Linked DNA regions of Mus musculus: all the other regions are linked to region 1. The links are chromatin contacts, found by Hi-C or POLR2A ChIA-PET in ENCODE. All regions are on one chromosome and are shown on one strand. The core of a region is the stretch at or near the end of the contact, and the rest is flanking DNA. Distances in the headings are between cores, read along the strand shown.

Region 1 (3,152 bases), core at 230-2,729:
CCTCCTCCCTCCTCTCCCCCGCCCCCTACCGTCACGCTCAGGGGCAGCCTGACCCCGAGCGGCCCCGCGGTGACCCTCGCGCAGGGGCCTGTGGGAGGGGCGTCGAGGGTCCCAGGCCACCCCCCCGTCGGTCCCCCGCCCGCCTAGTCTCCTCCCCCTGGGAACGCGCGGGGTGGGTGACAGACCTGGCCGCGCGCCACCACCACCGCGCCTGCCGGGGGCGCTGAATCTGCCTGAGAAAGAAGCTACGGCTGCCGCCTGGAGGAGGTGCCGTAGCGCCCGCCACCGCTGCCGCCGCCGCCAGGGGTAGGAGCTAAGCCGCCGCCATTTTGTGTCCCCCTGTTGTTGTCGTTGACATGAATCCGACATGACACTGATTACAGCCCAATGGAGTCTCATTAAACCCAAGACGCGGCCCCGCCCCGGCGCCGTTCCATTGGACGAGAGCACGAACACTTAGGGCCAACCGTTGGCCTACGGGTCTGTCCGTCACCCGCTCGCTAAACACTCTGCCCCCCATTGGGGCAAGTTCCTGCCGGTCATCTCGCCTCCACATAGACACACCTCTCGACCCATCATTTCCCCCCCCCCACCTCCGGCACCACCCCGAGGGAGGGTCGACTGCCAGTACCAATCAACAGACCGCGGGGCCCGCCTTTTCCGGGCACCTATTGGTCCAGCCCTTTTTCTCTCTCACAGACACCGCGCCACCTCTACTTCCACCTACCCGCCCCCTCTACCTCTAGAAATGGATTGGATCTAGGCGCAGGAGAGGCGCTTGGCCTTATTGGCTGTACACGACGCCAATCAGAAGCCTTTTTTCCTCTCCCCTCCCCCACTCAACCCCAAAGCCCCTAGCCCGCAGCTAAAGTTTGTGTGAGAGCTGATCGCTGGCGGCGGCCGCAGGATTTAGGGGTGGGCGCAGGCGGGCGCGCGCGGGCGGGCACGCGAAGTTAAAATTCGAGGTTCTCAGTCGCCTGCTCCCGCCGAGGAGCGCGCGGACGGGCGCGCCGCCCGGAGCGTTCCATCCAGCCCCCTCCTCCACCCTCTCTCCTGTCCTGTCCCGGGCGACTACTCGCCCGCCCCCTGGCTTGCACCCTACCCCCTTCACATACCCCCTACCCTGCCAGCCTCAGGCCGGGTGCAGGCGGAACGATCTCACTGCAGCCTCTTCGCCATCCCATACGGAGGGGGAGCAAGCCCCCTACCCACCGGGTGTGCACCCCCGGCTCCGCACTCGCCCGTGTCTGCAAGCACGTGCACTATTCGCCGCTGCCTCCGGCCACCCCGGTCCCCGGCTAACCTCGCCTCCAGCCCGGCCAATCGCTTGCTGCCCTTTGTTGCTGCAGACCGGGTCTCCCCGCTGCCTTCCTCAGCCTCCGCCTCGTCCTTTGCCAGCCGCCCGGGTCCGCAGCGCCGCGCTCCCCCCGCCCGGGACCCACCGCCGCCGCCTCCTTCTCCTCCTCCGCCTCCTCCTCCTCGGCTCCGGGCTGCAGCGCACAGAGCCCGAGGCAGCGCCGCCCAGCCCCGCTCCCCCCGCGCCGCCCGCTAGCCCGCCTGGCCCGGCCGGGGGCGCAGCCCGGACCCCGCCCGCCCCAGTCTCCGCCCCGGGGGTACCTGCCTCCGCCCCGGGGGGCTCCGCTCACCGCCCTCAGGGGAGGGCGGGGATGCCGGTGTCCGAAAGGATGGGGACGCCTGGGCTGTTTTGGGGTGGGGAGTGTGTCCGCCAGGTCTGGGACTGAGGTGCGGTCTTCTTAAACGCGCCCCCCCTCCCGCCGCCGTGGGCCCCAAACTTCGTCCTTCTCCCGGGTCTTGTACCCTCGGGCGACCGCGGCAGTTTTGGGGTGGGGGATGCCTCAGGAGCTGTCTCTACCCTGATCAGGAGGAAGAGGGAGCAGTGACATTCAGCGACTGCGGACAGGCATCCTCGGGTGGGAGTGGGGATGTCAGACGCAGGCTGGAGAGGGAAGCTGCCCCTCAGGATGCCCTCTCCCGGCCTGCGGGAGAGGCTGGCGAGCTCGGAGCTGCGTTCTGGGTGCTTCCTGGACTGTGCAGCTGGATAACATTGGGGTTGGGCGGGGGGCGACCGCTGGGGGGCCCTTCCCTCGTCTCCAACCAGCGCTGTAAGGAAAGCTGATGGCGAAGTTCGGTTTTCCAGGCTTCCCCTGGGCCCCCGGAGTTCCTGAGGCCCATACGAGGGAGGCTGGGGGATCCTCTGGCCGCCCAGGCAAGGCTACTCTAAAGGTGCCCACATGCCTTGCAGCGCCCTCCGGACTCTGGAGAAAACGTCCTGCTCTTCCCAGAGTTGGGTGGGATGCTGGTAAGAGATACTTGAGAGTATGAGAAAGGTAGACTTGAGAAAAGGCTCCTCCTAACAGAGTTTGAACAGTTTCTCTTCCCAGACCTTTGGGAAGAAGGGAAACAAACCTATGTCCCTGGGAAAGCCAAGTTTCCCCGTGTGGTGGCCGGGGTGAAAAACCACCTGTTGCCTGAAGTTCTGTCCTTGAATCAGGACGTTCTTGGGGCCCCTGATGAGGAGATGTAGGATGTCAAAGAGCAGGAATTTCAGTCTCCCTGCCCTGAATGACTCATTTTCATGCCACTGCCACTCCTGCAGCAGAGTTCAACTCCCCGTTAGAAACTACTGTTCAACTATGTAGGTACTTTGTTAGACCCAATAATCTCAGTTCTTATCTTAGCAGCAGCAGCAGCCCTGTCACATGCAGACAGAAATGCACAAAGGCTACTCTGGTGTGCGAGCTTCCTCTGCTTCTGAGCTTGGCAGCAAGGTGAGGAAGAAGCCAGGACAAAAGGCAGAGGTGAATGAAAGATTAAAAAAAAAAGAGGGGAGAGCAGATTAAAAAAAAAAAAAGAGGGGAGAGCAGAAGACTTGTAACACTACACTCAGAACTGTCACCAGTTCCATTATAAACCTCTTTTATAGGTGTTTTATTACTTGGTTGTTAGTTTTTAAAACACAAACCTCTTTAGGTTAAATCCGGACACTCTCAGACTCAGCCCAAGGAAACGAAACAAGGTAAACTCAGCCACTGATCGGCTTGGCAACTTTTGAATTACATTACTGATGAAGCAAATGCCGCCCCCAACCCCACCCTCGTTGGGTTTTCTAAGTCTCTTCCTGTCTGTTTCAG
Region 2 (3,384 bases), core at 426-2,925, 350 kb after region 1:
AAAAGCATCAATAACTACTTTATGAAATTAACCATTATCTACAAGTATGCTCCATATGCTGTCCTAGAAATGACAGGAGTCCACATTGGAATAACAGCTTTTAAAAAGTTAGGTTTCACTGGATAAGCTCTGCTGTTGAAAGCAGCAGAGAAGCCCACAGGCTCACCTAATCTGGACTTCCTGAGCAAACAGACACCCTTAGGAGACATGTAAAGAAAGCACAATAAATTATATCAGCAGAAGTCAAGTTGTGGCCCACTCTTTTAGTCCCAGCACTTGGGAACAGGCAGACAGAGCAGGGTTCGAGGCCAGCCTGGTCTACAGAGCTAGTTCCAAGACAGCCAAGGCTACACAGAGAAACCCTATCTCAAAAAACCAAACCAAACCAACCAAACAAGTTATATTAGCAGATAACCTAATTAGAACAATTCTTTCATTCTGAAATAAATCTACTATAGTATCAATATATGTTTATATTTCGTTTATACTGTGGTTAGTCCTTAAATTATGGCTTGGTATAGAGAAAAGTATTAAAATATTTGGGTTATTAACTCTATGATCATCAACCACTAATATATTTGTTTTTAATTATTTTTCAGTTGATTCTTGGTGTTTGTAAATGATGTGTGGTGTTCATTCCTAGCCTACACATTGAGGCCAGATGAAAACTTTGTGGAGATGTTTTTCTCCTTGTACGATTTCATGGGTTCTAGGGATTAAACCTGGTCATCGGGTTTGCTTAGAAATCACCTTCACCTGCCTCTCTCTGCTGAGAAATCTCGCTGACCTCTTAGGTTGACACTGGTTTTACAAAACTGTAGTCAATTTAATAACATTGTAAATAATATTCCTTTTATTAGTATTTGCCGATCTCAGTCATCTTTATCTGAATCTCATTATCTAACTTAGAACTCTAAAAATCCAACCTGCTCACTGAGCTAAGAATATAAAAGCAGAAAAGGTAGTTCAGATTTAAAAATTGGGATTGCAGGACCTTAAGATTTCTAAATCTCCAGTATTACATATGTTGCTTTGTTCCAGATGGGAAAGATGAAATATGCAATCAGTGTGACATATGCGATACAAAGGTATATAAAATTAGACCCCACATCTCCCACATCCCTTGCTCCCTACACCTTAAAGAATCTTGACTAATAGAAAGCTCCTAAAATAAAAATGAAGTGATATAGGCATTTTTTTAACAAATGTTATTTGAAAACATTTCAATAACCACAATATGGACAACTACCATGAAGCTTTAGCCACTGCTGTTTACTGTATAAATAAAATAATTCCATAGAGCTTATGCTGGCTTTCGACTTGTCTACAACTAAAAAAACAGTCCACACAATGCTTTGTAGAAAATGCCTGACATCAGGGCTACTTTTTTTTTTTAATCAGCTGAAGACAATAATGAGCCAAATGCTTCTATATCCTTTAGTATATATTTTGCATATGGGCAATAAAATGTTACAAAACATTTTCCATTTTAAGCTTGTTATTTGGCATAAAATCTCCCACAGAGCTTAACTTATTATTATTATTTGCTACAGACTCTTCCTAAAAGCAAGAGCAGCCCATTTTCTCCAGATGACTCATTGACTAAAGGTACAGCCGAATGAAGTGTTCCAACTTGAAATACCAACAGCTAAATATAACCTTCCACACAACATTAGAAAACTCGATCTCTTTAGTCTAAAAGAGATCGTGAAGGGTCACTCTCCCCAAACCCAGGAAGCTCCTGAGGTGATCAGCAACAACAAGAAAAAACCAAACACCCGGGCCTTTAGGAAAAGAACTCAGAAAACTAAAATGCAAAATCTTCACAAGTCATAAAAACAAACAAAACAGTTGGCGTTTTCTTTTCATTCTTTAGGCAAATTGCTAATGCCATACGTAACCTTGTCAAAAAAATGCCAAATTTACAAAGCCATCCAAAGTGTAAACTTGAAAAGGTTTTGGCCATTACACAAGTGAAACCCAGTTATAGGTGCGTCACTTGAAGTTACCCTTCAGAAGAATAGGGAAATACTTAGTCTTATAAAAGGGTTATTTTTTTCTAGATGCCTATCTTGAATATAAATGTAGCATCTAACACTGACTATCGGAAGTACTGATAGTGTTTCAAGTGAGAAGAAAGCAAGCTAGCATGAGCCCATTACAGCAGGTGACACCTGAGCAGGGCATTCCAGCAGGTGACACCTGAGCAGGGCATTACAGCAGGTGACACCTGAGCATGGCAGGAACTGAGGAATGATGTTAATTTGCAACCGACATGGGGAAGCTGAGAAACAACTTCTGGCCACCTGAGTCCTTGGGTTTAGGACCATTAAGGCCCAGCCAAGCTCCTGTTCTTACATGAGTCCAGTTTGGAAACATCACTGAATTCCATTTGTAGTCAAGATTACTCTAGTTACACTTCCCGTCTCTTGGGTCTATGAATCCTAAACGCATGCAAAATATTATGCTAAGAAAGAACGAGGTGATTTTCCAGATGGTTACAGGAAGACATGGATTTTCAGGTATATTATGACATCATGTACTTCATCTTCCCCATCTCCAAATGAGAATTCTTTATGCCCCACCATGGGTACACTGTGCCTGCTTCTTTTGGAGAAGACATAGGCAGCTCATCCCCTCCCGAGCCTAGCTCCAGAAGATTGAAACACTCTTCTGGCTCTAGGACACACTGGACACATAACCACACAAAGAGACACACACACTAATGTTTAAATTAAAAAATAAAATCTAAGAAAGAAAAAAAAAATAGGAGGGGAGGCAGTCATCCAGAAAATATCAATGTCTGACATAATGTATTTCTAAATCAGATAAATTTTAAATGCAAACTGTTTTTATTTAAATTTTATAAAAAATAGATTCATATAACACATGAATTTACTTTTATAGTTTTGTTTTCCACTGAGTCAGTAATTCATTTGTCATTTACATACATAACTTAGTTAATAAGACATAGTGCCCACCTGGTTCTCCTATTTCTCGTTTCTTTATTTCTTGTTCTTCTGGCCTAACCTTTAAATGTAGATTTCCTTGACCCCTAGCTTGTCTCTTCTCACCTAGATCTATTTTGAATGACTGTATCCACACACTCCCATGTACAACTCCAGCAGTACTTACACTGAGGTTTAGGATAAAGGGTGACCTACACTGAAACCTCACCTCTTTGATACCCAGACAAGTGACTGTGAACAAATGCAGCGCCTCTTGTTTCTCATCTGAGAAGCTTACAAGAATCATAGCAGCAGCATTTGAAATGTATATAAAGAAAATATCTAAAAATAAATAAATAAATAAAAAGAAAAGATAAAAAAAAAAAGAATCATAGCAGCTACTTCATGTGGCTATGTTGGTAGCTATTAGATGTAT
Region 3 (3,274 bases), core at 357-2,856, 450 kb after region 1:
ATTAATCATTACCATGGATCATTTTTAAAAATGCATACTCGAATAGAAGCATGTCTTGGATGTTGTGTAAACACACTAGAACCAAATAATAAACTTGAATCCTGATGCCCAGGGTTCGAATTTTCCTTTCTTAAATGTTTTCTTTGAGCTTCAATATCCTCACCTGTAAAATAAGGTTAATCCCTGCATTTCTTTCATGGAGGCTTCTTTATACCGTTACTTCAGATGGTAAGCACTGTTAAAATGGATCATCATAATATATAAAGTATCATTTTTATTAAAAGAAAATCTAAGGAGACAGTATGCGTTTATTCAGTGGGCGGGGCCAGAGGACAACAGAAGAACAGAATAGGTTCACTCCGTCCACCACGTGTGTCCTGGAGTCTGACTGAACTCAGGTCATCCGACTTGGCAGCAAATGCCCTTATCTGCTGAGCCATCTCACTGACCCAGATAATCTAAAATTTAAAATAAAACATCCTCAGTTTTTTGGTTGTTTTTTTTTTAATGTTTTACGTTTGTGGTATTAGACATGCACAATAACCTTCTAAGAATAATAGGCACTAAATAAACCCACTAAAAGGGACCTGCTCAGACCCATTCCACCAAGAACATGATTTGGGACCCCCCAACTTTCCTTTTCAGTTGTGAATCAATTCTCCTTTTGAACATGGAAAAAATATGTTGAAATAAATGGAATTTGCCTTGTATAATCAGTAACAGGCCCACGGTTTTAAATCAGTTTGATGCGTCTATTTTTAGGTAGCAAAATCACTGCCTTCCAATGAGCACTTCAAAGTCATCAGACACTGAGCGCGCTGGACTTTATACTTATTAGGAAGAAATTTTTTTTAAAAAAACGAACGGCTTTTTGTAAATGAAAGTTGCAACATCAATTGTGCGTCAGGTGTTGGGAGAGAGAGCTCTCCGCTCCTGCCAAATATGCAAAGGGGAAAAAAAGAAAAACAAACAAAAACTTTCCTAACCTAAGCCTGAGGTTGCTTGGGGGTCCCATGAAGGGGGTCTCCAAAGATGATTTCAGAAAGCTGACGGAAAACTCAAAACGCTCTTCTGCAACGCCTTCTGAAGAATTCCAAGAATGTTATCTTTTACCAGGGTCCAGGAGGCGCCGGGCGCCTTCCCGCTAAATACCCTAGGAAAGGATGCAGCTCCAGATAGGTCCTTTGGGGTCGCGCTAGCGCGGCCCGCGAAGACAAGCACGTGGCGCCAGAGGAAGGCTCGGCCCCCGGGCCAGCAGCTCTGATTGGTCAGTGGCTGCCAGGGCCGAGAATGCACCTGAGCAGAGTCCAGAACAAGAGGGCACTGAGGGGAACAGCAGCTACGCGGGCAACTCCCCGAGCTGCAGGTCCAGCGCGTTGGCCCCACGAACGCAGCCACCAACCAGCTGCGCCAGCCCACGTGGGCCTTGGCTCACTGCGAGTGCCATCTCCCTCCTCCCCCACGTAGGGCAGCTCTCACCTCAGCGCTTGTGGCGCTTCCACCTTGAGCTTTTTGGGCTTGGGCTCGTCCGCAGCTGCCATCTTCACACTCTCACCGTAGTTTGGCTCTGCCGCGCGTCCCGCCCCTCAGTCCGGTGGCCCCGCCCCTCAGCTCGTCACCGCCCCCTTTCCACTAAGCCCCGCCTCTCCAAGCTCCGCCCAATCCGTGACTCTAGTCCATAACCATTGGCTCTACGCGCTTCCCTACAGGACCTCGATTACTACGGTAAGGGACCCCAAACGGAGTTAGGCTGCGGGTGAGCGCCTGCGCTCAGGGAGTGCCAACCTCCCCGTTCCTTCAGCCCCTGAGTAATGTGGAAGAGTCAGATCTTCAACCTCTGTAGACACCGAGCCTCTCACTGAACGCCGTTCCGCTCGTTGTGTCTATCTAGTCCAGCCGACCTCCTTGGTGCCTCTGCGGCTGCTAGTCAGGCAATCTGCTGGGCACTCCGAGCGCGGGGTCCTCGCGGCATTCTCTGCTGCTTCAGCTGCGGTGCAGAGAGGACCCGGCACCGAATCACTGAGTCGCCCAGGTGTCGGGGTGAGTGTGAGGGCGGGGAGTCTCCGGGCTGGAGACCTCTCCAAAGCCGGGGAGTAGACCGCATAGCTCCGGCTCGGGACTCTAGCCTGGGCTCCAGGAGCGTCCCCGCTGCTGTGCACCGGGGCCGCGCCTGCCCGGCACGTCCGGGCTTTCTAGCCAGCTGGGCCGGAAGGGAGCGGTGCACCTGCCACGTAGGGTTCTCGGACCCTGGACCCCAGGCACGGGAAATGTCATCTATAGTGAGGTGCAGTACCGACGACTTGAATTTGTAGGACCCCAGGTTTGGCCTTGGAGGGCAAGTCCCCTGAAGAAGCTAAGAACGCTCTCTTTATAGGGTGGCGCCTGCGTGAGCTGGCCTGGGATGGGGAAACAGTGAGTAGGGTGTTGCAGCTTCTCAGGAGACAGGTGACAGGGCTGTAAACTAAGAAGGTGGCCTGGAGAATGGAAACATAATGAGGGGTGGGCTGATTGGATGCAGTGGATTTGTTTGATATTGAAGCTTTAACTTCCTAGTTGAGAAGTTGAGTCACTGTAAAAATCCGGCGTTCTCGCGGGGAAAGAATTTTTTTTTTTTTTTTTTGGTGGCATTTGGGATTTTGACTTGAAAACACATTACACAGAAGAAAAGGAATTTTCTGCAGGCAAATATATAAATCCTTCCTCTGTATTGAAAGAAGAAAACGTGCCCCCCTTTTGAGAGAGTCCCACTGCTATTATCGTCTGTTTCTCAGTGTCTTCCTGGTTTTTAAACATTTTTTTTTTACATTTATTTGTTTGTTGTATGTGTGTTGCATGCCACAATATACATGTAGAATTCAGAGACCAACTTCTGGGCCACAATTCTCTCCTTCCACCATGAGGGTCTTAGTGCTCAAACTCAGGTCCTTAGGCTTGCTAGCAGACACCTTTTTTGATGAGCCATCTCAGTCTCCTTATCTTTGTTTTACCTACTTGCTGCTTTTAGCTAAGAACCACACTGCTATGCCGTTGCCAACATCCTACTGAGTTATCACTAAAATTACTTTAACCAACATCACCCATCACATCAAATATGACAATCATATATTCTCGGTATAGATTTAAAAAAAAAAGTCTTGGAGCTGGAGAGATGGCTTGTCAGTTAAGAGCACTAGATGCACTTTTGATGAACCAGGTTCAATTCCTGGCCCTCACACAGTGGCTGACAACTGTCTGTAACTCCAGTCCCACGGGGATCCTACTCCCCCTACTGGCC

Evidence for each region. A loop is a pair of places that touch in the nucleus more often than their neighbours do. ChIA-PET counts read pairs that join two places held with the same protein, here RNA polymerase II (POLR2A).
Region 2: a loop to region 1 is called in a map of left cerebral cortex, with 3 times the contacts of the local background. The contact joins the enhancer-like site here to the promoter of Kat6b in region 1. A Hi-C loop is called at or near these places in 13 of 37 maps with a recorded cell type or tissue (Patski, adrenal gland, gastrocnemius and 3 more).
Region 3: a map of heart shows a loop between it and region 1 (2.9-fold over the local background). The contact joins the promoter of Adk here to the promoter of Kat6b in region 1. A Hi-C loop is called at or near these places in 1 of 37 maps with a recorded cell type or tissue (heart). POLR2A ChIA-PET finds 5 or more read pairs at or near these places in 3 of 5 experiments (all embryonic stem cell).

What each region holds. Positions count from the first base shown.
Region 1 is chr14:21,498,112-21,501,263 of GRCm38, reverse strand. It overlaps Kat6b (K(lysine) acetyltransferase 6B), which reads right to left and starts at 1,479. Exons shown (of 17, transcript NM_017479.3): 1 at 1,304-1,479.
Region 2 is chr14:21,148,727-21,152,110 of GRCm38, reverse strand. All of the region lies in intron 3 of Adk (adenosine kinase), which reads right to left. Among named protein-coding and RNA genes, the nearest start is that of Adk, 98 kb to the right of the region's middle. Within about 2 kb of position 1,675, at least 1 of the 3 ENCODE cell types and tissues checked has a DNase peak (open chromatin) inside an H3K27ac peak, as active enhancers do; it is left cerebral cortex, where a contact is called at or near this core.
Region 3 is chr14:21,050,906-21,054,179 of GRCm38, reverse strand. It overlaps Adk (adenosine kinase), which reads right to left and starts at 1,606. Exons shown (of 11, transcript NM_134079.4): 1 at 1,480-1,606. The coding sequence starts at 1,541. It overlaps Ap3m1 (adaptor-related protein complex 3, mu 1 subunit), which reads left to right and starts at 1,738. Exons shown (of 9, transcript NM_018829.4): 1 at 1,738-2,040.